Linked DNA regions of Homo sapiens: region 2 is linked to region 1. A link is an interaction called in ENCODE POLR2A ChIA-PET data of the cell type or tissue named here. Cell type or tissue: PC-9. All regions are shown on one strand. Links, peaks and the distances in the headings refer to the core of each region. The heading gives the core; the rest is flanking DNA. Region 1 overlaps TTLL5 (tubulin tyrosine ligase like 5). Region 2 overlaps YLPM1 (YLP motif containing 1).

Region 1 (12,148 bases), core at 1,837-9,836:
TAGAATGCATATGATGGTGACCAAGGCTTACTGAGCTCTTACCTGGGCCGGGCCTTACTCTATGTACTTCACACATATTAACTCTGTTAACATTTAACAACTGACCTAGGAGGTAGATACTCTTATTGTTTTATTTTTACAAATGGAAACATGAGGAAGCTGAGGCTAGGAGATTAAGTAACTTGTAACCTGCAGAAGGTATCATATTAGTAAAGTGTGGCCTGAGGATGTGAATCCAGGCAGTCTGGCTACAGAGGCTGCAGACCTAAGGATTTGACTCCACTATTTCCAGGGTGAGAAGGCACACATTTCCTATTTTGCTACTGGCATTCAACCACAAACTGCAGCCTTCCTACTGCCCTTTCCTACTACTCCAGAGAGTTCTGCAGTCATTACAATGCCAGCTCTTCCCAGAACAGCGCTTGGTACTTAGTGGGCACTGAATAAATATTTGTTGGATAAATGAATAATGGCAGCAATATAATTAAAACAGCCACAAGGGATTGTTTTCTATCTAAATCCAGAATTTGATTTACCATCCAAGGAGGAAAAAACAGTAATGACTTTTTCTATGTTTTAGGATTCTTCTCACAACTAATATTGATCTTCCGAAGGACAAATGAATGAGAAGCCTCAATGACAGCAAGAGAAATACACAAATGTCTGCGACACAAAAACACAGCAGGCAATGCGTGCCTCTTCCAGACATCTCTAAAAGTTCCCCAAGTTTAAACTGAAGAAGGGCTGCTAGAACCAACGCTCTTCACCAATCTATTTCTAGTTCACTGGCTAAAAAGTGGCTGGAGATACAGTGAAGGATTTTGACTTAACAAAAATTTGACTCAGGAAAGGAAATGTCTTTTTGGTGTAAACAGGTAGACTACAAAAGGTATTAAAAACACTGTTGCTACACAGAGCTTGGTGACTAATGTCAATGAAGTTATATTATCCTCTTAGATGAAATCTCAATCCTGTATCTCCCCTTTCAAATGCCTAAAAGTGAACAAACCAAGGGGAAGCAGGATGTTGAATTTTATATGAAATTGAAAAGATCTGATTCTGCAGGGCCTGTCCCTCCCACAGGGTAAAGCCCTGCCATCTGCTTGTTTCAGTAGTTCCCTGGGTGATTCTAATTTGTAGCCCACGCTGAGAACTAGGGTTAGCCTTTATTTCCCAGCAGGTGTTCTTGTTTCCAGTACTTCAGTACGAACGGTCTTGAAGAGTAATAAATAAAGAGTACTATTAGCTTAGAACTGATAAAACTCAGTAGAAATTGAACAGAAAAAAACTTACTTGGAAGCTTTCTGGGATGTTGCCCTTCTGAGCACTTGTTCGTGGTTGGGTGGGGGTTTGGGAACCAGGGAGGCGCAAGAACTTGGAGGTGGTACCACTTTTTGTGGCAGAGTGGTTGGCTTCTGGCCACTAGCTGTGGCACTGGAAATTCTACAACCTGCACCATTATTCATTGTCCATAAATTGGAGTTAGGTAGTGTCTGGCTGCCAAAGATTGCCTACAAAAAAAAAAGGAAAAAAATGATCGATGGACATCACCTTCACAACCCATTTACTGTATGTAACTAGTCTGTAATCCTGTCAAGGGGCAAAAAGAAAAGGACAACTGTTAATTTTTTTTTTAAGGAAAAACTTCTCTAATGTTGCCAGTGCAGCTCTAGATTCAGAGAAGGGGAATATTTTGAAGCAGATTGTTGAAATGGTCTTGTTGAAAGTACACTGGGCTAGGAATCAGGGCACCTGCGATACTAAGTGTTGGTCCACATGCGTGAATTAGAAAAGCATCTGATCTCTCAGTGTAGTTTCCATCATTGTTAAATTCAACACTTTTTTAATGAATGTCTCTTTCGAGGCGTGAAGTACTAGAAATAGAGCACAGAATAAAATTGTCTTGCAGCTTGACTTGATTCCTGCCCAATCCAAAACTCTGAGCTCCTCTAGAAAGTTTGCAGGCAGGAGGCAAGGGGAGGAGTCAGTGTGGCTAAGGCATGGTGAGCAATACAGAAAGATGAGGTTCCTGCGACAGGAACCATGAGCCAGGCCTGGTTATAATCTTGAGGGCTAGTTTAGAATTCTAGCTAGAAACACTTTGTTGACCTAAAGATTAACATAAGATTTTACATTTGAAAGCGCTTTCAAAGTAAAATTACTATACAAATGCTAGTTACATGAATACAATCGACAAATGGATATTTTTGCTCAGAGGGTAAGCCTATAAATAAAGACCTAAAAATCACCATCTAAACATCACAAATGTCAACATATATAATTAGGATGTAAAAGTATTCTTCCTTCAAGTAGATGCTTAAAAAGTTCTTACAACTTATTTATCTCATTAGAAATGGTCTTTTTGTGTCTCAATTTTGTTACTAGTCTTTCAATACTATTAATACTGCTTTCAACATGCATTGTAAAAACTTTAAATGAGAAATAATATTAAGAGAAAAATAACATCATTGACAAAATACATAGTATTTTTTATTAAAACAATTTCTGGCAATTGATTTCCATTTGTACCTACAACATGTAAAGGACTCATGGTGAGGCAGGATGAAATAATATGAGATGCTCTTAGGAAATATTCATCTTCTAGACAGAGTTTGCTAGTATTATTTTTGCCCTTTATGAATTTTATTTTTTCAGATTTAAAAGATGAACTGGGTAATTTTAGTAAAATGTTCACCAACCCTTCTATATGCATGACATAAAATGTCTCATTTTCAGGAAATGTGTCAAAGGTCGTAGGCTAAGCAGATATGAGAGGGGGATCCAGGGGTCTTGTGTGGAGTAAATGTGTTTCACTGAGATGCTTGACAAAGAACAAAGAGATTTCAGAGGTAAAGGGTCTGAGCATTTTCAGTCAGACCAATCTGACTGAGATGTCCCCAACCTGTGTAAACCACCTGAGGGAGAAAGTGAAGAGCTACAATTTTTCTCCATCTCTGATCCACAGAAGAGGAACAAAGACAAAGCCAGGTTCGGTGGCTAATGCCTGTAATCCTAGCACTTTGGGAGGCTGAGACATGTGGATCACCTGAGCTCAGGAGTTCGAAACCAGCCTGGGCAACATGGCAAAACTCTGTCTTTACAAAAAATACAAAAATTAGCTAGACGTGGTGGTGCCTGCCTGTAGTCCCAGCGACCCAAGAGGCTGAGGTGGGAGAATCCTTTGAGCCAGGGAGGTGAAGGTTGCAAAGGGTGAAGACTGCACCACTGCACTCCAGCCTCGGTGACAGAGCTAGACCCTGTCTCAAAAAAAGCGGGGGGAAGAGGAACAAAGACAGATGCAAGGTCATGGGCAAAGCCAGGAGGGCAGCACTGTTGAGCATGTACACATGGGGAGGTTTCCGGATGGTCCAAGAGAATCAAGGAGCCCTGACCCTGCTAAAGCAGGCCTCCTCAGGACAAGGAACCAAAGCTTCCAGCAGGAGGCAGCCTTCTGGGACAGGGTCTACAACAAACCCTTTCTTTGCAGCTGTTGTTTCCATATTTGAGGGCCTTAAAATCTGTGTGAGAAACTCAATTGGAAGTAAAGAGGGACACAGGAACAGGCTGCCCCAGGCTTCTATTTTCACCACTACATCCTAATAATTGAGGTTAGGTGTAAGGAGTGTTTGGGAAGTGCCTCATTCAAGATGGGAAGAGACCAAAAATCAGAATGAGGGCTGAAGAACAGTTCTACACTGAGCCATCCATAAAGAAATTCCCTGGGTGAGTAGTAGAGGAGGGGATAAAATGTTGTTAGTTAAGAGCTCTTGGAAATCAAAATATTCTTTATTAAATTATATATTTAATGTTGTAAGGGAACTGCCATTGGTAAGAACATCTATTCAATAAATGTTGCCACGGTGACAACTATATTTTCAAATTCATAATTTTTTCCCCCAAAATCTGAAACATGTAAATACAAATGAAATAATGAGTGAAAACAGCAGGTTCAGAACAGTGAGTTTAGTGAGCTCCTATTTTTGTTTTTTTTAAAAAGAATACATACACACCATATATATCTATATATGTATGTACACACACTCTCTCTCTCTCTCTCCTAGTATCTGCACAGAACAATTCTGGAAGTATACACAAAAAACTGGTAGCCTTCAGGGAGAAGAATTGGTTAGCTAGGGGTCAAGGCAGGAGGGAGACTAACTTTTTACTACATGTCATTTGTATCTTTTGAATTTCATACTGCGTGCATATAGTTATTTATTACAAAAATAAACTAATTATTTAAAAGACAAAAGAAGTCTAGTTCCAGTAACATTTAAGCAGGTAATACATTATCTGTGAGTACAAATCAAGATACCCAAGTGAAGCCCAAGTTTTAACCAGCTGGGTATAGGATTCCTATTAGATTGGGCTAAAGAAGGAATTAACTGTTCAACACTGGCTAGAAAAGCAGATTAGGTCATCAATGAAAGGCAGAGAGACCCAGAGTAAATGGAAAAGACATGGCTTGCGGTCAAATGTACCTCAGCTCAAATGTAGGCCTTGTCACTTACAAAGTGGGTGATCTTTTCAAGTTAACTTCTCAGAGCTGTCTCATAAGCAGTTAAAATTACTTCACCTTTAGAAGATGAGGAGCTTAATTAAAAAAAATTACTTCATTGGATTTTTGGAGGTCATCATGTAGGTAACCTTAGCCTAGGCATTCAATAAGGATTTCTTGAAATAAAGCAAAGACCTAGGCACACAGTAGGCACTCAACAAATGTTCCATTCCTTCCCAAACCTCTACCTACCTCAGTTCTACTGAGAAACTAAAGGATGGGATGACAGCGAAGTCCACCTATCAGTAATCCTTTGTGAATGGCAGTTGCTTATGCATTTCTTCAAGATATTTTTCCAGACTTATGACACTCACTAGTTGTGAAAGCAAATTCTTAAAACGGAAACATATGTTTAGGCTCCCCAGATCATATTTACTCAATTCTCTCTGGCAGAAATAATCTTTTCCTCTTCTGAATGCTTAGAAAAATGTATTTGTATGACTCATCACAGTACATTCTACCATGTATTATAGCCACTTACGTGTGTACTTTTTCTCCCTTCTGGGTGATTCACACTGGAAATGGCTGAATTTATATATGATTAATTTTAGTTTCCCCTACAGTGACTAGTAGAAAGGTGCTTAATAAATGGAAAAAATTAAAAATTAAAAATAAAAACACCAATCCCAACTATTCATCTTTTTTTTAGCAAAAACTAAATTCCTACACAACAAAATAGGCAAATGTGTATTTATATCCAGATGTAATCTTGTAAAAGGACCATTTTCTGGACTTTAAACAGTGCCTAGTGTGTTATTTGTGTCCAACTCATACTCAGACACAAAATATGTCAGCCCTTCTGCAGATCTCAAACAAAAATAACTTCACACCTTCCTAAATGCAAAATTTATGGTAGGACCTTAGATACTGATGTTTTATATAAGATTAGTTTTCACTTCAAACAATAAAATAAAATAATTTAGGAGAACTTACTGCCTAGGAGACTGCCACTTGCCTAGATAAAATCGCTTCTCCCTTTCTTCTTAATATTACTACTCTGACTTTGTTTGGGTCATAATGTTTGCCCAGCTAAAGAAAATACATTTCTAAACCTCTCTTTTACCTAGGGATAACACATGCCATATGTTCTGGACAATGAGATGGAAACAGAAGTTTCTGGGTGCAGTTTTTGGGAAAGCTCTTTAAATGGGCAGACTCGGCTGGTGCACACCTTATGCCCTTTCATGTTCCCTGTTCTTCTTCCCACCTACAGCATGGAATCTAGCAAGAGGTGGATAGGCATAGGGTAAAAGTTATTTGCTAAGGATTGCAGAGAATAAAGACAGAAGGAGCATGGGTTTCTGATGGCACCATGAAGTCTGCAAGAGCCTATCTCTAGATTTCTAACTATGTGGGAAAAAAACCCTTTTAACTTAATTAAACTATTGGTGGTAGAGAGGGTTCTGTTATAAGCAGCCAAACGGAATCTTAACTGATACTAGAAATAATTCTCAATCTACCACAGATTCAAGCTTGCCTAAGCCTCAATACAACAACAGAAGGCAGACACTCTTTCCAAATACAGTAAAAGGCCTCTAGGTTGCGACTTGTGGTTTGGTGATTATACTGTAATACACTGAACGGATAATGAAATGATTATAATTGCATGCCATCTGAAACTCCAAAGAGTCGGTAATGTAGACAAGTCCCCAGGTGTTTCACCAAAGCCAAGGCTAAGTGGGATGGGATTAAAGCAATCAAACCTGATAAGAAGAAACCCAGGAACACACTCAGACAATGTTAAAAGCAGACATATAAATGGTTGTGTGTAAACTAGCAGCAGAAATCAGCCTCTCCAGGCACCCTGAGAGTCCTGTACTGGCCCCAATCCTACAGCCCCACCAACTGAACTGCTCCATCATGTGAATTGTTCTGTCCTGATATTCATTCATAAAAGGACAGAAGAATTAGATGAAGTTCTCTCTAATAATTTGTAAGAAACATGAGGTTTCGATATACAATATTAACAACACAGGCATAGGAGCTGCACCATCATTAGTCAATGTCCTGGGAATGAGAGAGCTGTGTAAGCACTGGCCTCCACTCAAGACCTAGTCAACATACACTCAGCATATACATGACTCTTGTTTCTTTGCTGGGTGTGGGAAACAGCCATACTACAGCAAGAAGACTCAGAGAAAAACCACAGTTTGAGGGTTGGCTTGGCCCCAGGCAAAAGACTGGAAAGGCCCTCCTTCTCCCACAACAGAAGGGTGCTCATGGGTGGGAAGGAAAAATTTCTGATAGACAGAACACAGACTGCAACTTGGAAGGTTCCAGGGAAGCAAGATCTGGGCTCTCTTACTAGAAAGATAATACTGTTTAGAGATTAAATTCTGGGAGGACTTTTTTCTTTTTTTAATTCCTTCCAGAAAAACACTCCTTTTAGCCTTCACTCAGGCTTCCTGGTGATGGAGCAGAGCTGGATGCCTCTTTGTAGTGAAATAATTCTGTAAATTCATTTTTTGAGAATGAAGGGGGATAAAGTAGGCAAACGCTACTCTCTATTTGAGTAGGTTAATGTCTCTTTGTGACCCTTGTACTCTAATTTAAGACAAGCAAACATTTCTATGCAGTATTCTCCCCACATTAGATTGTGTCCCAATTTGGATAAAATTCCCATGACATATGCAAAGACATTTCTTGTCCGTTTCCCTCTGGAAGCTAAACTATTGAGAAGGTACATTTTCTTGAGCATGTAAGTTACTAATCACTCACCTTCCTAGAATCAGGCCAAGACTGTTCAGAGCAAAGAACACATCCAGACTTTTATGCAACCCTGTGATGCTGTAAAAACCTTGCAGCCAAGGTGAGAGTGAGAGTAACTGTTTCTATTTTGGCAAAAGTAAGCTTCCAAAAGGCCTTTGTCTCACACTGTATGGAGTTCTTGGCTGTCTTCCATTCACAGTGTTTGTCGGCTGGGACAAGACTGGGTGCTGAGCAAGAGAAACAGTACAACTTTTCTGGTGCTGCTATAAAGCACTGGGCAGTACTACGACTCCAATAGGAATGGGACAGCAATCCAGAAGTTGCTCCTCTTCATATAGAGAGACCAAGCACACAAATACCTGAGACAGGATATGGAGCTGTCAAAGGTGTCGGAAGCCTTCCAACATATCCTCTCATTTCTAAAACCAATTACGAAGCTCCCCCTCCTTCAGTGAGTAGGAAAGGAGGTTCTTACTACCTCAAATGACCTACTCTAAAGGATACAAAGACAGATGCTTACCTGGACAGAAAAATTTCGAAACTATTGTTCACTAACCAATTGAGATCAGTGTGATTCTTCAGAGAGTCCCTAAATTAACTGTACTTGCCAACATTTAAGAAGCAATGAAGATAATTACAACTAGATATTCACATATACTCAAAACTGAGCTTGGACTAGTGTGTGACCTGACCAGCACAGTGTAGCTATGACACAGCTGGCTAAGACTAGGGCTGCAGTTCATGACCACAAAAGCCAGTGAAACCACCTTGCCCTAAGACATCACATGGGTGACCTTCCCTTATTAGCAGCCACACCTTCATCTAGCCACAAAACCAATCAGACACTGGTTGACGTTCTGATGCAAATTCAGACTCAGATGACCATAGACTCTGCTTTGCTTTACATTTCTTTCATATCTCCTTCAATGCCCAGCACTGTTTGATCACACACACATACATAAAAAGGTTGGCAGACTGATGTTTTTCTTTTTGAAACAAATTTCTTTAATAAATGTTCATTCAAAATGATTTATAATTCTGCTCTCAGAGATAACCTGTTAACATTTAGATGTTTTTCTATGCATATACAAACTTATTTTCTATATGTATGTATGCATGTATTTCTGTGTGCTGACAAAACACGGAATCACATGACACCTGATGTTTTGGAGCCTGTTTTTATTTCATTCAAATACCTATTCTGAGCATTTTTCCCTATCTATAAACGTAGACCTAGACTGCTGTTTTTAATGGCATTTTTTCTACTATGGTTTATTATACTTCACCAATCATCAATGCTATAAATTGACACACTGAGATACATCTATATTTGAAGCTATGGAAATATGTAAATATGTTCACAATATATTTTTTTCTTTTTTTTTTTTGAGATGGAGTCTCACTCTGTTGCCAGGCTGGAGTGCAGTGGCACGATCTCGGCTCACTGCAACCTCCGACTCCAAGCAATTCTCCTGCCTCAGCCTCCCAAGTAGGTGGGATTACAGGCACGTGCCACCACACGCAGCTAATTTTTGTATTTTTTTTTTTTAGTAGAGATGGGGTTTCACCGTGTTGGCCAGGATGGTGTCGAACTCCTGACCTCGTGATCTGTCTGCCTCAGCCTCCCAAAATGCTGGGATTACAGGCGTGAGCCACTACGCCCAGCCCACAATAGATTTTTGAGTTAAAAAATATAGGCCGCGCGCAGTGGCTCACGCCTGTAATCCCAGCACTTTGGGAGGCTGAGGCAGGCGGATCAGGAGGTCAGGAGATCGAGACCATCCTGGCTAAAACGGTGAAACCCCATCTCTACTAAAAATACAAAAAATTAGCCAGGCGTTGTGGTGGGCACCTGTAGTCTCAGTTACTTGGGAGGATGAGGCAGGAGAATGGTGTGAACCCGGGAGGCGGAGCTTTCAGTGAGCCAAGATCACGCCACTGCACTCCAGCCTGGGTGACAGAGTGAGACTCCGTCTCAAAAAAAAAAAAAAAAAAGGCCCCCAGTGTCTTTTTTTTTCTCTGTGTCACAAACAGAAAAGCACCCCCAAAATCTTATAGTTCCATTTTGAAATACCATATGTACATGTGCACGCACACACACACACGCATATATACACACACACATTCAGGTTGTTACCAGTTTACTTTGCTTTTTAAGAATAGTGTTGTGATAAACATCATGTTATCTATACCTTTTCACATATGCTGGATCATTTCCTTAAAATAATTTCCTCAAAGTAGAATAGCCAGATCAGAAATCTCTTTATTCTTCTGCTTCAAAACTTTTTAACATATATTCCCAAATTGCTCTCAGGAAAGGTTGTACCAATTTGTATTTCATCAGTATGTCTGAAAGGATTAAATTTACTTATCATTCCTTTGATTACTTTGAGAAAGCAGCTTGCACCCGATGAAAAGCTAGCTCACAATTGATGCTAATGCTGTTTCTTGTCCTTTTTATGTTTGTAAGATATTTATGCCTTTGGACAAACATGTCAATAATCTACACAGATATTATTCTAAAGAATAACCATTTAGGCCAGGTGCGGTGGCTCACACTTGTAATCCCAGCACTTTGGGAGGCCGAGGCGGGTGGATCACAAAGTCAGGAAATCGAGACCATCCTGGCTAACATGTTGAAACCCCGCCTCTACTAAATAATACAAAAAATTAGCTGGGCATGGTGACGCATGCCTATAGTCTCAGCTACTCAGGAGGCTGAGGCAGGAGAACGGTGTGAACCTGGGAGGTGGAGGTTGCAGTGAGCCCAGATCGAGCCACTGCACCCCAGCCTGGGCAATAGAGTGAAACTCTGTCTCAAAAATAAATAAATAAATAAATAAATAAATAAAGAATAACCATTTAATCATGGTATTAATCATGCTTTTTATTCTTCTCATAGCTCTAATAATTATGAACAAATTAATTTGCATACCATATTTAATTGTTCAAGTAAGTAACTATTAGTTTTAAAAATGTGCTAATTAATACTTAATGAGCCTTGGGCTTCTCCTAAGACACTTTCTTTAATATCATTTTAATCAATTTCTGTTTCTGGCCCGGAAGGTTTAAGTAAAACCCCCAAGTTGACATCATAATGCCATGTATATTTACGGTTAAAAATTATACATAAGAGATATTTGTACATCCGTGTTCATTGATGTATTATTCACAATAGCCAAGATGTAAAAGGAACCTAAATGTCCATCAATGAATGAATGGAAAAAGAAAATGTGGTATGTAGTACCCAAAAAAACTAAAAAAAAAAAACTAAAAAAAGAGAAAACATGGTATGTATATGTGTATACACACACAATGAAATGTTATTCAGCCTTAAAAAAGAAGGGAATCCTGTCATACGCTACAACGTGGATGAATCTTGAAGACATTATGCTAAGTAAAAGAATCTAATGACAAAATCATTTCACTCAACATGAGGTAATGAAACTCACAGAAAGTAGAATGGTGATTGTCAGAGGCTGGATGGGAAAGAGGAAAACAGGGAGTTGTTCAATGAGTACGGTTTCAGTCATGCAATATAAAAAAGTTCTGGAGGGCCGGGCGTGGTGGCTCACACCTGTAATCCCAGCACTTTGGGAGGCCAAGGCAGGCGGATCACGAGGTCAGAAGATCGAGACCATCCTGGCTAACACGGTGAAACCCCGTCTCTATTAAAAATACAAAAAAATTAGCTGGGCGTGGTGGTGGGCACCTGTAGTCCCAGCTACTTGGGAGGCTGAGGCAGGAGAATGGCGTGAACCCGGGAGGCGGAGCTTGCAATGAGCCGAGATTGAGCCACTGCACTCCAGCCTGGGGGACAGAGCGAGACTCCGTCTCAAAAAAAAAAAAAAAAAGTTCTGGAGATCTGTGGTACAGTATGCATATAGTTAACAATACTGTGCTGTATACATAAAAATTGTTAAGAGGATACATTTACATGTTTTCTACCTAAATGATAAAAAAAAGGTGATACACAATTATAAGAGCAACTAACTTTTGACTTTTTTTTTTTTTTTGAGATGGAGTTTCACCCTTGTTGCCCAGGCTGGAGTGCAATGGCCACGATCTTGGCTCACTGCAACCTCCGCCTCCTGGGTTCAAGTGATTCTCCTACCTCAGCCTCCTGAGTAGCTGGGATTACAGGCATGCGCAACCACGCACAGCTAATTTTTTGTATTTTTAGTAGAGATGGGGTTTCTCCACGGTGGTCAGGCTGGTCTCGAACTCCCAATCTCAGGTGATTCATCCATCTCAGCCTCCCATAGTGCTGGGATTATGGGTGTGAGCCACCACACCCGGCCTTTTATTGACCTTTTATCATGGGTCAGGCATTGCTTTAAGTGCTTTATGTTATCTCATTTATCCCTCCCAACCATATGACCTGTGTCTCCTCATCATCACCATTTACAGAAGAAACCAAGGCACAAAAAATGTTAGGAAATTTGTTCATAATTGCAGAGGTACTGAGTAGTAAGCTGGGATTCAAACCCATGGAGTATGATTTAAGAACCTCACTATACTATGCTGCCTTTCTTATTTATGTTATGCTGATTCCCTTTTAAAGCAAACATATCTAAAGCAAATTTATTTAAATCATATCTCTTTTCTAAAGCAAACGTAGAAATGTGTCCAGTTTCCACCAGATGTATATAAAGACAAATTTCATTCACCTTGCTCCAAGATCATTCTCTTTCTTGAGAAGGAAAGGAAAGTTTGAAAAAAAATTATTGTCTGTAAGCAAATGTTTGTTACTTATTGTTAAAGTGAAAGTGTGAGTATGTATACAGATAACATCAAAGGATCAGCCATGACCCCAGATAGAAAGCTCAACTGGCTAAATAAAGATAGGTCTGCTTCATTTTCAATTGTGTGTTTTAACTT
Region 2 (12,148 bases), core at 1,386-9,385, 1.1 Mb after region 1:
AAACCCCCTCTTCTGGATGAGGAATGGTCTTTTTTGTCTCGATATGACTGAGCTCTAGAAGGTGTAATAGGAAGCGCTTCAGCAAATAAAAAATATTTGGGGTTCTCTGCTTTATAACGCAACAGCATTAACTGCCCAATTTTCTCTATAGGAAGGTACTCCACACAGTAAATGTTTACTTTTTTTTTTTGAGATTGGGGTCTTACTTTGTCAACCAGGCTGGAATGCAGTGGCGTGATCTCGGCTCACTGCAGCCTTGATCTCCAGTGTTCAAGCAATCCTCCCATCTCAGCCTCCTGAGTAGCTGGGACTACAGGTGCACATAACCACACCCAGCCAACTTTTGTTATTTTTTGTAGAGATGGGGTTTCGCCATGTTGGCCAGGCTGGTCTTGAACTCCTGAGCTCAAGAGATCCACCTGCCTTGGCCTCCCAAAGTGCTAGGATTACAGGCGTGAGCCACTACGCCCGGCCAATATTTACATTTTGACTTTGCTTTTTCATTTAGATTTACTTTATATACATACATCTAAGAAGTTCATGGGAAAGCTGGGCATGATGGCTCACGCCTATAATCCCAGCACTTCGGAAGGCCGAGGCAGGTGGATCACTTGAGCTCAGAAGTTTGAGATCAGCCTGGGCAACATGGTGAAACCACATCGTCATCAAAAACAAAAAAAAAATTAGCCAGGCATGGTGGCACATGCCTGTGGCCCCAGCTACTCAGGAGACTGAGGTGGGAGGATCACTTGAGCCCAGGAGGTGGAGGCTGCAGTGAGCTGAGACTGCGCCACTGCATTCCAGCCTGGGTGACAGACTGAGAGAGACCCCGTCTCCATACAAAATAGTAATGAATAAATAAATAAATAGTTCATGGGCTTGCCCCCCTTTCCCTTTTCCTTGGCTGGCTGCCAGAATGCCCTTAGGTATAATAATAATAATAATAATAATAAATAAAAAGCTCATGAATTGCAAAAATAAATTGCTTGCCTACTGAGTATGACTGCACCTTTATTGACAATACCATTTCCATTCCCTTCTGGCTATCTCCATCTCCCATTTAATTCTCTGGAATTCAAGCTACCAAGTCAAGGACCTACTTTCCTGAAAACTGGTCCAGAATTGTTCTTCCCCCTCCAAATTACATATACACATGCATGAGAAGAATATGTTACTTATTAAATTTCTCTTAAACTTTTACTGTTAAGTATACAGTAATTTGTACACCTAGCAAAGATTGTTTTATAGCATACCTATCATCTCGGGGTCGGCGTTCTCTGTCAAATCGATCCCGGTCATAGTCAATAACACCACGATCCCGGTCTCGATCTCTATGTGTCTCACGATCCCTTTTAAAATCTCGATGATCTGCTATGACATTACTTTGACGATCAAAATAAGGCTCACGATCTCTTTCTCTATCATAACGATCACGTTGGCCTGCATGCTCTACAAAAACAATTAGTACAAAATAACTATATCCCTTTTATAGAAATAAAAGCAGAAAACTATAAATCTAACTTCAGAGCTGGTATAAATTTTTGCCATAAATTCAACTAAGAATCTTTTAGCTGTATTAAATGGAGGCTCAGATAATCTCACCAAAAGGAAAATCATGTGATAATTAGGCCCTAAAATGTTTAAAAATACTGACCTCTCTGGGAATCCTACCTGTCTCAAAAGTTGATCTTTCAGGTAGTGGATCTGGGCGTAGAGTTATTCTTTCTCCATAAGGTATCTGTTCAACTTTATTAGTGGATATATCTGGTAAACAAAATCAGAGATAAAGTACTGTAAGAGTGAAGCTAGAGAAAGCTAAAGCTGAAGCTAACAATTCCTGTAGAATCCCAAATACAAGTGCACTATCATTACTCACCTCGGCCATGGCCATAATCAACAGTCTGTTGTACTGGTGGTGGCTTGGACATTGGTGGCATACCCATAGGCACTGGGCCAGGAGGGGGAATGGAAGAGTGAACAGGTGGGGGTGGTAATACTGGAGCAGATGGAATTGCTGCAGTTTCTGACTTAAATTCTGAATTCAGTCCTTGTTCATCATTTGTATCCCAGAGCCCATAGAAAGAATCTTCATCCCATCGTTCCTGTTCTACAGCTGAAGTTTGTGGCTTTATCACTGGAGGAGGAGGAGGTAGAGGTGGAGGAGGTGGAGGTGGTGGTATTGGGACAGGTGGCCTGGTCACAGGAACAGATGATCTTGCTGGTGGAGCAGAGGGTCTTACAATTGAACCTGGTGGTTTGCCCATAGGAGGGGGAGGTCTATACGACCCTGGAGGCTAGAGAACAGAATAAATAGCTTAGTGGACAAGTATACCACTATGTTTTTATAGATCAGTGGAAATTAAAATCTGGTTCTCAATTTATAAGAAAAAAGTTAACACCTTGGACTCATTCAAAATTTCGTGCTTCAAAACATACCATCAAAAAAAATGAGGACAAGCCACAGAAAGGGAGAAAACATAGGCAAATCTTATATTTGATAAAGAACTTGAATTCAGAATATACAAAACACTTAAACTCGGTAAGACAAATCATAAAAAAAAAAAAACTATGGCCAAAAGATGAGAATAGATATTTCTCCAAAGAAAATATATAAATGCCCAATAAGCACATGAAAAGATGCTCACCATCATTAGTCATTAGGGAAACACAAATTAAAATCCCAATGAGATACCATTTTCATATGCACTGGAATGGTTATAATTAATAAGACAGACAAAAACAAATGATGGCAAGGATATAGGAAAGAAAAACCCTTTTAGATTGTTAGTGGGAATAAATGGTGCCACTATAGAAAATGCTTTGCCAATTTCTCTCAAAAAGTCAAACACAATTTTTTTTTTTTTTTTTTGAGACGGAGTTTCACTCTTGTTGCTCAGGCTGGACTGCAATGGCGCGATCTCAGCTCACTGCCACCTCTGCCTCCCAGGTTCAAGTGATTCTCCTGCCTCAGCCTTCTGAGTAACTGGGATTACAGGCACCCGCCACCACGCCCAGCTGATTTTTTGTATTTTTAGTAGAGATGGGGTTTCACTATGTTGGTCAGGCTGGTCTCGAACTCCTGACCTCAGGCGATCCACCCACCTCAGCCTCCCAAAATGCTGGGATTACAGGCATGAGCCACCGCACCCGGCCAAACATAAATTTATCATATGGCTCAGCAATTTCATTTCTCGGTATCTATCCAAGAAAAATAAAAACATATGTCCATCCAAAGACTTGCACACAAACATTCATAGCCGTACTATTCAACAACCCTAATGTCCAACAACTGGTGAATGGTTAAACAAAATGTGGTATATTCATGTAACAGGTTATAAATAAAAAGAAATTTAAAAAGCAGTAAAAAGAAATGAAGTACTGAGTCATGCTACAACATGGGTAAACTTTGAAAAGAAGATAGACACAAAAGACTACATATTATATAATTCATTTATACAAAATGCCCAGAAAGGCAAATCTATATAGACAGAAAGTGCTGGGACTGGGGTAGGAATGAGGATTAACTAACTGTAAACTGGTGCAGTGATCTTACAGGGGTAATGAAAACGTTTTAAAATTTCCATACTCCAAATTAGGGTGGTAGCCACGTAAGATTCAAATGTCCCAGGCCAATACCAAATCTACTGAACTTCTGTAGGTGGGGTCCCACCAGTAATTCAAAATTTTAAAAAAACCCTCCATGAATAATTCTGATTTATAACCCTCGGTTAAGAACTATCTTCCTATGCTCAGTGTGCAGGAAGGAGAGAAATGAATAAATAAATAAGAACTATCTTCCTACTCTAGAGACCTATCTCCTCCACAAAAACAGTAAATTTTCAGTGAGAGAAATCCTAGATAGCCTCCACACTTCTGTTCCTTTCAGTTATCTGGTTGACAATAGTCATCTGTGGTGAAGCTGAGACCAACAGAGAACATGAGTACTATGAAACAACAAAATAAACTAAATGAACATCTAGTAATCTAAGGAGTGCCACTGTTGTGTGCCCTCCTTCCATTTGTTTTCCCAAAGCATCACCAGTTACCATCAGAAATGTCTATGATGGAGATGGTAGGACTTCTTAGCAAATTGGTCCTATCTACTCAATATTGAAACCCAGTTGCCAAATACATTTTATTTTTATTCTTTCTTTGGTAAAGACGGGGTCTTGCTATGTTGCCCAGGCTGGTCTTGAACTCCAGGCCTCAAGTAATCTTCTCGCTTCAGCCTCCCAAAGTGCTGGGATTACAGGTGTGAGCCACCATGCCTAGTCTCTATTTTAATCTTTGTAAGTGTGATTCAAACACTTACTTCCCATTTCTTAGTTCACTGTGTCTGGCTGGTTTGGTTTTATTTTTTTGTTTTTTGTTTTGTTTTGGTTTTTTACTTCTCTGTTATTCTAGGATGTTTTTTCTTTATTGACGCTATTTTAGATCCTGGAGAGCCCACAATATACATTATTTATATATTTGCCCATATATACACAGTACTTTAAAAATAAACTTTCTGAATAATAAAATGGAGTTGACTAATACAGAAGGAACATTATTTGACTGGAGGTAACTACTGGCTACAGTTAAAGACAAATGGCTATTACCTAAAGGTAAACTTTTAAAGTATGGCATGGTAAACTTTGTCAAGAAAATGCCAATATAGGATGAAGCTATTCAGTCTGGGTAGATCTATCAAGACAAGTTTTAAATATCTTAAGATCTCATAGATGTATACTTATAAATTTTTTAAAAACTGCTTTCTTCATTCTATATAGTGAAAGTAAAAGATACATTTTTTAAAATTATTGTTTATATGAGAAAGGGTTAATATCTATATTATATTAAGGATAATGAGTTAATTTAAAAAAAAAAAACCTGACTCAAACAGATAAATGGGTGAAGGACACAAACAGAATTTCTGTAAGAGGAAAGTATAATTAACAAATATGGGAAAATATTCATGTTCACTAGTAATCAAAAATGCTGTATTAAAATTATTAAATATACCAAAAATATTAAGTAGCTAATGCTTACGAGGCTATAGTATAGATGTTATACAATTATTTTTTTTCATTTATTTATTTATATATTTTTTTGAGACAGAGTCTCACTCTTGTTGCCCAGGCTGGAGCGCAGTGGCGCTATGTGCAACCTCTACCTCTCAGGTTCAAGCAATTCTCCTGCCTCAGTCTCCCTAGTAGCTGGGATTACAGGTGCGCACCACCTGGCGCGTGCCTGGCTAATTTTTGTATTTTTAGTAGAGGCGAGGGTTCACCATGTTGGCCAAGCTGGTCTTGAACTCCTGACCTCAGGTGATGCACTTGAGACAGAGTCTTGATCTGTCACCCAGGCTGGAGTGCAGTGGTGCAATCTTGGCTCACTGCAACCTCTGCCTCCCAGGTTCAAGCGATTCTCCTGCCTCAGCCTCACCTGTAACTAGGATTACAGGCACATGCCACCAAGCCCAGCTGATTTTTATATTTTTAGTAGAGACGGGGTTTCACCATGTTGGCCAGGCTGGTCTGGAACTCCTGACCTCTTGTGATCCACCTGCCTTGGCCTCCCAAAGTGCTGGCATTGCAGGCATGAGCCACCACACCCGGCCATTATACAACTATTATAGAGAGCTGTTTGGCTATGTGACAGGAATCATTTAAAAAGTATGCTTATTCTGGGCCAGGTGTGGTGGCTCATGCCTGTAATCCTAGCACTTTGGGAGGCTGAGGCAGGTGGATCACCTGAGGTCAGGAGTTCAAAACCAGCCTGGCCAACATGGTGAAACCCTATCTCTATTAAAAATACAAAAAAAATGAGCCAGGAATGGTGGCAGGCACCTGTAATCCCAGCTACTCAGGAGGATGAGGCAGGAGAATCACTTGAACCCGGGAGGTGGATATTACAGTGAGCTGAGATTGTGCCACTGCACTCCAGCCTGGGTGACAGACTACATTCCGTTTCAAAAAAAAAAAAAAAAAGTATGCTTATTCTTTGACTGAAGTGTCCCACTTTGGGACGTTAAAATCACTGTTGGCTGGGTGCAGGGGCTCACACCTGTAATCCCAGCACTCTGGGAGGACAAGGCATGAGGATCACTTAAGCCCAGGAGTTCGAGACCAGCCTGGGCAACAACGCGAGACCCTGTCCCTACTAACAATTTTTTTTTTTTATTATTAGCCAGGCGTAGGGTGTGTGCCTGTAGTCCCAGTTACTCAGGAGGCTGAGGTGAGAGAATCACTTGAGCCCAGGAGTTTGAGGCTCCAGTGAGCTATGATTGTACCACTGTATTCCAGCCTCCCAGGCAACAGAGCAAAAAAAAAGAGACAAAACAAAAACATAAAACTTACTCCTAAGAAGTTATTGGCCGGGTGCGGTGGTTCATGCCTGTAATCCCAGCACTTTCGGAGGCTGAGGCAGGTGGATCACCTGAGGTCAGGAGTTCAAGACCAGCCTGGCCAATTGGTAAAACCCTGTCTCTACTAAAAATACAAAAAATTTAGCCAGGTGTGGTGCCAGGCACCTGTAATCCCAGCTACTTGGGAGGCTGAGGCAGGAGAATCGCTTAAACCCAAGAGGTGGAGGTTTCGGTGAGCTGAAATCATGCCACTGCACTCCAGCCTGGACAACAGAGTGAGACTCCATTTCAAAAAAAAAAAAAAGGAAAAAAGAAAAGGAGTTATCTAAAATAAGAACCCAATACAAAGACATTCATTAGGGTAATATTAAGAATAACAGTGAAAGATTAGAAACAAATTCCAACAGAAATTGAATTAATTCAATAAATTATTGTAAATCAAAAAATAATATAGCATATAACAATATGGAAAGATGATTATGATTTGTTAAGCAAATAAAGCAGAAATGTGGATGTACAATCTGGCGCTTCTATTTACTAAGACACACAAAGATGAAAGATATAGTTATTATCTTATGGACTCAATTTAGAAAGAAAGACAAGAAAACAGACACTCAAAATGCAACATAATAAAGATGACAACAAAGACTAGTACAAGATGTTACAGGGTATGTACAAGGGTAATTGCCCTACATAGGTGGAAGAGAAAATAGTAGAGCTGAGTTGTAAAAGATAAACAAACATTAGCCAGTTGCAGGAGGGGATGGGAAGGCAAAGAAAAGACTCTAGGCTTAGAGAACAACATGCATACGCAAAGGAATGAAGAAGTAAAAGAATCTAGCACATTCACAAAATTGTTAAGTAGCTCTATGTGGAGGGAAAATGAAGCATCAGAGAGTGGAGTAGCAAGCAATGGTCAGCAGAGGTCAGGCCAGCTCAGGAAGAACAAGAAAGTCATGCAAGAGATTCTAAATTTCATCCTGAAGGCATGGGAGAACATTGAAGTTTTAAAGCCAGGTAGCCACATGGTGAGATTTGTTTTAAAATGTCCATCTGGCCACAAATCACATCGACGCTGCCTGAAGTGGAGTATAGGGGTAGTCCCAATCTCAAAAGGGCATGAGAGAACTTTTTAGGGTGATGAGAATTTTGTTTTGTTTTGTTTTGATTTTGAGATGGAGTTTCGCCCGTTGCCCAGGCTGGAGTGCAATGGCGCGATGTCGGCTCACCGCAACCTCTACCTCCCGGGTTCAAGTGATTCTCCTGCCTCGGCCTCCTTAGTAGCTGGGATTACAGGCATGCGCCACCACGCCCGGCTAATTTTGTACTTTTAGTAGAGACGGGGTTTCTCCAAGTTGGTCAGGCTCATCTCAAACTCCCGACCTCAAGTGATCCACCCGCCTTGGCCTCCCAAAGTGCTGGGATTACAGGTGTGAGCCACCGCGCCTGGCCGAGAATTTTTTTATCTTTTGGTATACATCTGTCAAAACTCGAACTATAGGCTTAAAATGGGTGTAATTATACTTGAGAATTTGATTCAAAGGAGGTAAAATCAATCAGCAGCAGGGTAGGACAAATCAGCAAGATGGAGCAAGATGGAGGGTTGATTTTCAGGTTTCAAGTTAGGGTGACTAGGTGATGGTGAGGAAAAAAGACAATTTAATGGGGTATGATAACGAGCCCCATTTTGAATATGCTGCATTTGACAGGAGTCACATCCACAGACAGAAACCCTGCAGACAGGTAGATGCGTACAAAGGTCAGGAGATCCGATCTGGGGAGTCAACAACACCATGGTGGTCACTGATGTCAACAACTATGTCTTACTGTTAAGTATTAGACCAGGATGGAAGGGAACACTGAGAAATGAAAAGTGTTAATTTGATGAAATGGTTCAGTAGAGGTTCAGTAGAGCTGTTTTCTTCATTATGCTGTCATAAAACTACCTGCAAGATAACATTTTAAACATTTGAAAAGCCCATTACTGGCTTAAAGGTAAAATAACAAAAATAAAAGAAGTCCTGGCATGCTCTTGGGAAAAAAAGGAGAACTTAATTACTCAAGTCTTTAACATAAACACCCCTTTTCATACTGCCTGAACAGTTCTGAAGTATGTACTGGGGTATGACATTTCCCCATCTGAAGGACTAGTAGCCTGAAGAGGTAGGAAGCATCACGAGGCCCACATCTAGCCCTGCCTAGATGGAAAACAGGACTTTTTTTTTTTTTTGGTAGAGATAGGGGTCTCACCATTTTGCGAAGGCTGGTGTCAAACTCCTGGGCTCAAGCAATCCTCTCGCCTTAGCCTCCCAAAGTGCTAGAATTACAGGTGTGAGCCACTATGCCCAGCCAACAGGACTATTTTAACATAAAAATTATTAGAAAAATTCTACCATTTTGTGAACAGAAGCTATGTAGTTCAGGTGTACTTGGTGTACTTATCAAAATCTGGGGAAAAGGAGCATCTCTACCACACTTTTGAACATGCTTTTAAGGTGTTCAAAGTTCAATTACCATAAACTTTTAAGTTTCCAAAATTTACATTTTATAGAGGAAATTTGTTATTTATTCAACTTCTAAAAAAAATCAAACAACATAGAAACATACAAAGTAGAAACCATTTCATTTTCTGAGCACACATTCTCCCATACCGGATACATTCCAGGTCTTGAAGATGTATTCTGCAATCTTGATTCCTGAGGTGGTAGATGGTCAGCCATCTGTGGCTCAGACCCGAAGTCTTTCATCTTTTGAAGCTGTTCTTTCTGTTCCCTGCAAACAAATAAAATTGACATAGTACATAAAGCATGCTTATTCCATTCCTAAGTGACTACAATTAATATTTAATTAAAAAAAGGAGACCTAAAAAATCCTTGTCCTAAAATTCTCTGCAGTGGCCATACACTGAGCAGCTCCAGGATTACCCTCTTTTGCTTTTATGTAGCTAACTCATCAGTCATTTAAGACATATAAATAATTATAAATTATTGAAGATATTCAAGAATAGATTCTACAACCTGCCTCAGTTGTTTTCTACTATCTCATCTACTTGTTATGTTTTTCTTTAATCCAACCAAAAGCTCTCTTGCTATTTTTTTTTTTTTTTTTTTGAGACAGAGTCTCACTCTGTCGCCTGGGCTGGAGTGCAATGGCGCGATCTCAGCTCACTACAACCTCTGCCTCCCGGGTTCAAGTGATTCTCCTGCCTCAGCCTCCCGAGTAGCTGGGTCTACAGGCATGCACCACCGCGCCCGGCTAATTATTTGTATTTTTTTAGTAGAGACGGGGTTTCACTATATTGGCCAGGCTGGTCTCGAACTCCTGACCTCATGATCCGCCTGCCTCAGCTTCCCAAAGTGCTAGGATTACAGGCGTAAGCCACCACGCCCGGCCTATTTTTTTCAACTCTTTAGACCAGAGGTTGCAAAATGGTGGCCCATGGGCCAAATATGGCCTAAAAAGGTTTTCAAAATGTGGCTTTCACATCAGTTTTTAAAATTTGAAATTAGCTGTCATATTTACAAAGCAAAATATTTCATATATAAATTCAAATCTTAAAGAGATATGGTAACACCAGGCCTACATTCCCACATGCCAACAATCAGCTGAGTGCAGTAGAGGCTGCCCATGTTAGATGAAACAACCTGTCACAATCTTCACCGTACTCTACAGAGTTATACTTGGCCCACTTTCACTCATTTTTGTTATCTGATTCTTGGGGACATTTTAATTTATGGCCCCTGCTGTAGATGGTGAGAACAACTGTCAGTCTATACCTTTAAAAACAACATTTCATATTCCTGAAGATAATTATGTAATCCTTCGGTTTTTTCTTTAAACTGACGAAATTCCTTTTACTTTTTTTCACAATGCCTACCTTAAACATAGGTAAAATCCACTACAATTTCTTAAGACCTTTTACAATTTTCTCCTTACATTAAAGTGACCCAAATGAGGGTCCACAAATGAGGGACCACAAAGTAAGGGTCAAGTGTGTAAGATTATTTACTGCTCAGGTAAATCCCATCATCACATCCCTTATGATACTCCTTACGACTTTACACTGACACAACATAAACGACTTGTATTCGGCTATGACATTATCCATCACTCCCTATATATTGTTTAATTATGTTCATGTTGCCTAGAAAGCTTTAAAAAAGGATGAAGCAGCAGCAGCACCTTTTATCCAGCATTACCATGCAAAGCAATAACGAATTAAAAAGAAATTTAAAAAGGAAAAAAAAAGAAACCTTGGCAGCTTAACAACACCAATCAGCTTGGTATTCTCCATAAATAACACAGATTTTAGAGTTTTAGACAGATTGAGTTCAAAGGCCGGGTTTGCCACTTACTAGCCAAGGGAACTTAACCTCTTTGAACTTTAGTGTCATTTGTGAAGTGGGGATAATACTACCTTATCTTTGCAGGCCTTTGAGATAGACAGACTGACATAATATACACTCAATTATTAGCAAGTGCCCAGTTACACGGTAGGTGTTAAAATTAAAGGTGTCTATAACTTAAAAGTGAATAGTGTAGTAGCTAAATATTCTATAGCATGCTTTCCACATTTTCTTCATGAGTAATCTGGAAAAAATAAACCTCTTAGCTATAGACCATACAAACCTGCCGTATCTGGTCTTTCATCATTACCTTTTCTTCACCGTATTTTTCTTTCCTAGTTCTAAAGTTTAAGTTATAATTTATTGTTAAGATCCACAAATGTAAACCAGAATTGAAAAATGGAAGAAATACATTGGAATTTATCAAAACCTAATCATTAATTGACTTTCTCAAAAAAATTGCTTTAAAAAAGTTTTCAATCTGTCACTGACTTCTAAATTCCTATCCCAAGATACAGCTGGTTTAAGGATTAAATGAGTTTATTATACACAACACACTTAGTACAGTTCCTGGCCCGGAGTAAGCATGCAATAAATGTTAGCTTTTGTTATTGTTGTTACCACAAGAAAAGAGGAAAATTATGTAGATACCTATACACAGTTGATTGTAAGTCAAGAAATCCTATTTTCCATTTCACAAAGAAAACATTTGGTTATGTAGAAACAAATAACATCCTCAAGGAGAAATATCTGCTTTTAGTTATAATGAAAGATAAAACATCCCCAAAAGAAAGTATCAATAGTTAAGACAAATCTGAGGATGCTCCTAAGCAAACCATTCTTAGCTTCAACAAAGAAAAATACAGCACTTTCCAAAGTTTTATCAATGATTAGTGAATATAAAGTCTATCAGATCTAATACCAAAGAACAAACTGATTACTGGAAAAAATGAAGGTTACACATGAACCCTGTGAAATCCAGAGCACTGAAAAGTTGAAGTTTGACACTTGAAACATGCACAGGCATGGCATGCCAGCAACACTTCTACAAAGGCCAAGACAGCAATCAATTTTCACATCTTAGGGCATAAGTTTATCATTAACACAGTTCCTAAATACCCATTCTAACCCTAAAACAGCACTGAATGACCAGAAATATAAATTAAAAGTATGTGATAAGAACTTGAAGTAAAATGATTCCATTCAAATATATCATATCACTTTAAAAAGAGCAGTCTGAATGTGGTTTTTATTAAAAGAAAGGATCTGAAGGAGTCAACTTACCGAAGCATTTTCAGTTCTTGTGCAGCTTTCAAAATGATTTCATGCTGCCTCTGACTGAGAACCATTACCCCTCCAAGGCCTTGGTCAGAGTCTAAGCTTGCATCGGACCCCATCATTTCTGAGGAATGATGTGAGGAGGGCATATGTTCCGCCATGGGGGAATGTCTATCCA

The links. ChIA-PET counts read pairs that join two places held together with the same protein. Peaks named below come from ENCODE experiments on the same cell type or tissue, not always from the same donor. Only the 100,000 strongest peaks of a DNase experiment are listed, where the experiment ranks them.
Region 2: POLR2A ChIA-PET joins it to region 1 with 7 read pairs; 1 of 35 experiments calls an interaction of 5 or more read pairs at or near these places.

What each region holds. Positions count from the first base shown.
Region 1 is chr14:75,872,048-75,884,195 of GRCh38, reverse strand. TTLL5 (tubulin tyrosine ligase like 5) reads right to left here. Exons shown (of 32, transcript NM_015072.5): 30 at 1,294-1,511. Among named protein-coding and RNA genes, the nearest start is that of TGFB3, 100 kb to the left of the region's middle. RefSeq lists a silencer at 8,090-8,179. In PC-9, for the core only: no CTCF peak of the experiment used is centred there; DNase peaks (open chromatin) are centred at 4,975 and 8,075; H3K27ac peaks cover 2,714 bases.
Region 2 is chr14:74,799,526-74,811,673 of GRCh38, reverse strand. It overlaps YLPM1 (YLP motif containing 1), which reads right to left. Exons shown (of 21, transcript NM_019589.3): 5 at 11,977-12,148; 6 at 8,998-9,118; 7 at 1,877-2,294; 8 at 1,672-1,764; 9 at 1,254-1,449; 10 at 1-54. Among named protein-coding and RNA genes, the nearest start is that of YLPM1, 42 kb to the right of the region's middle. In PC-9, for the core only: CTCF peaks have their summits at 7,065 and 7,265 (motif pointing right); a DNase peak (open chromatin) is centred at 7,313.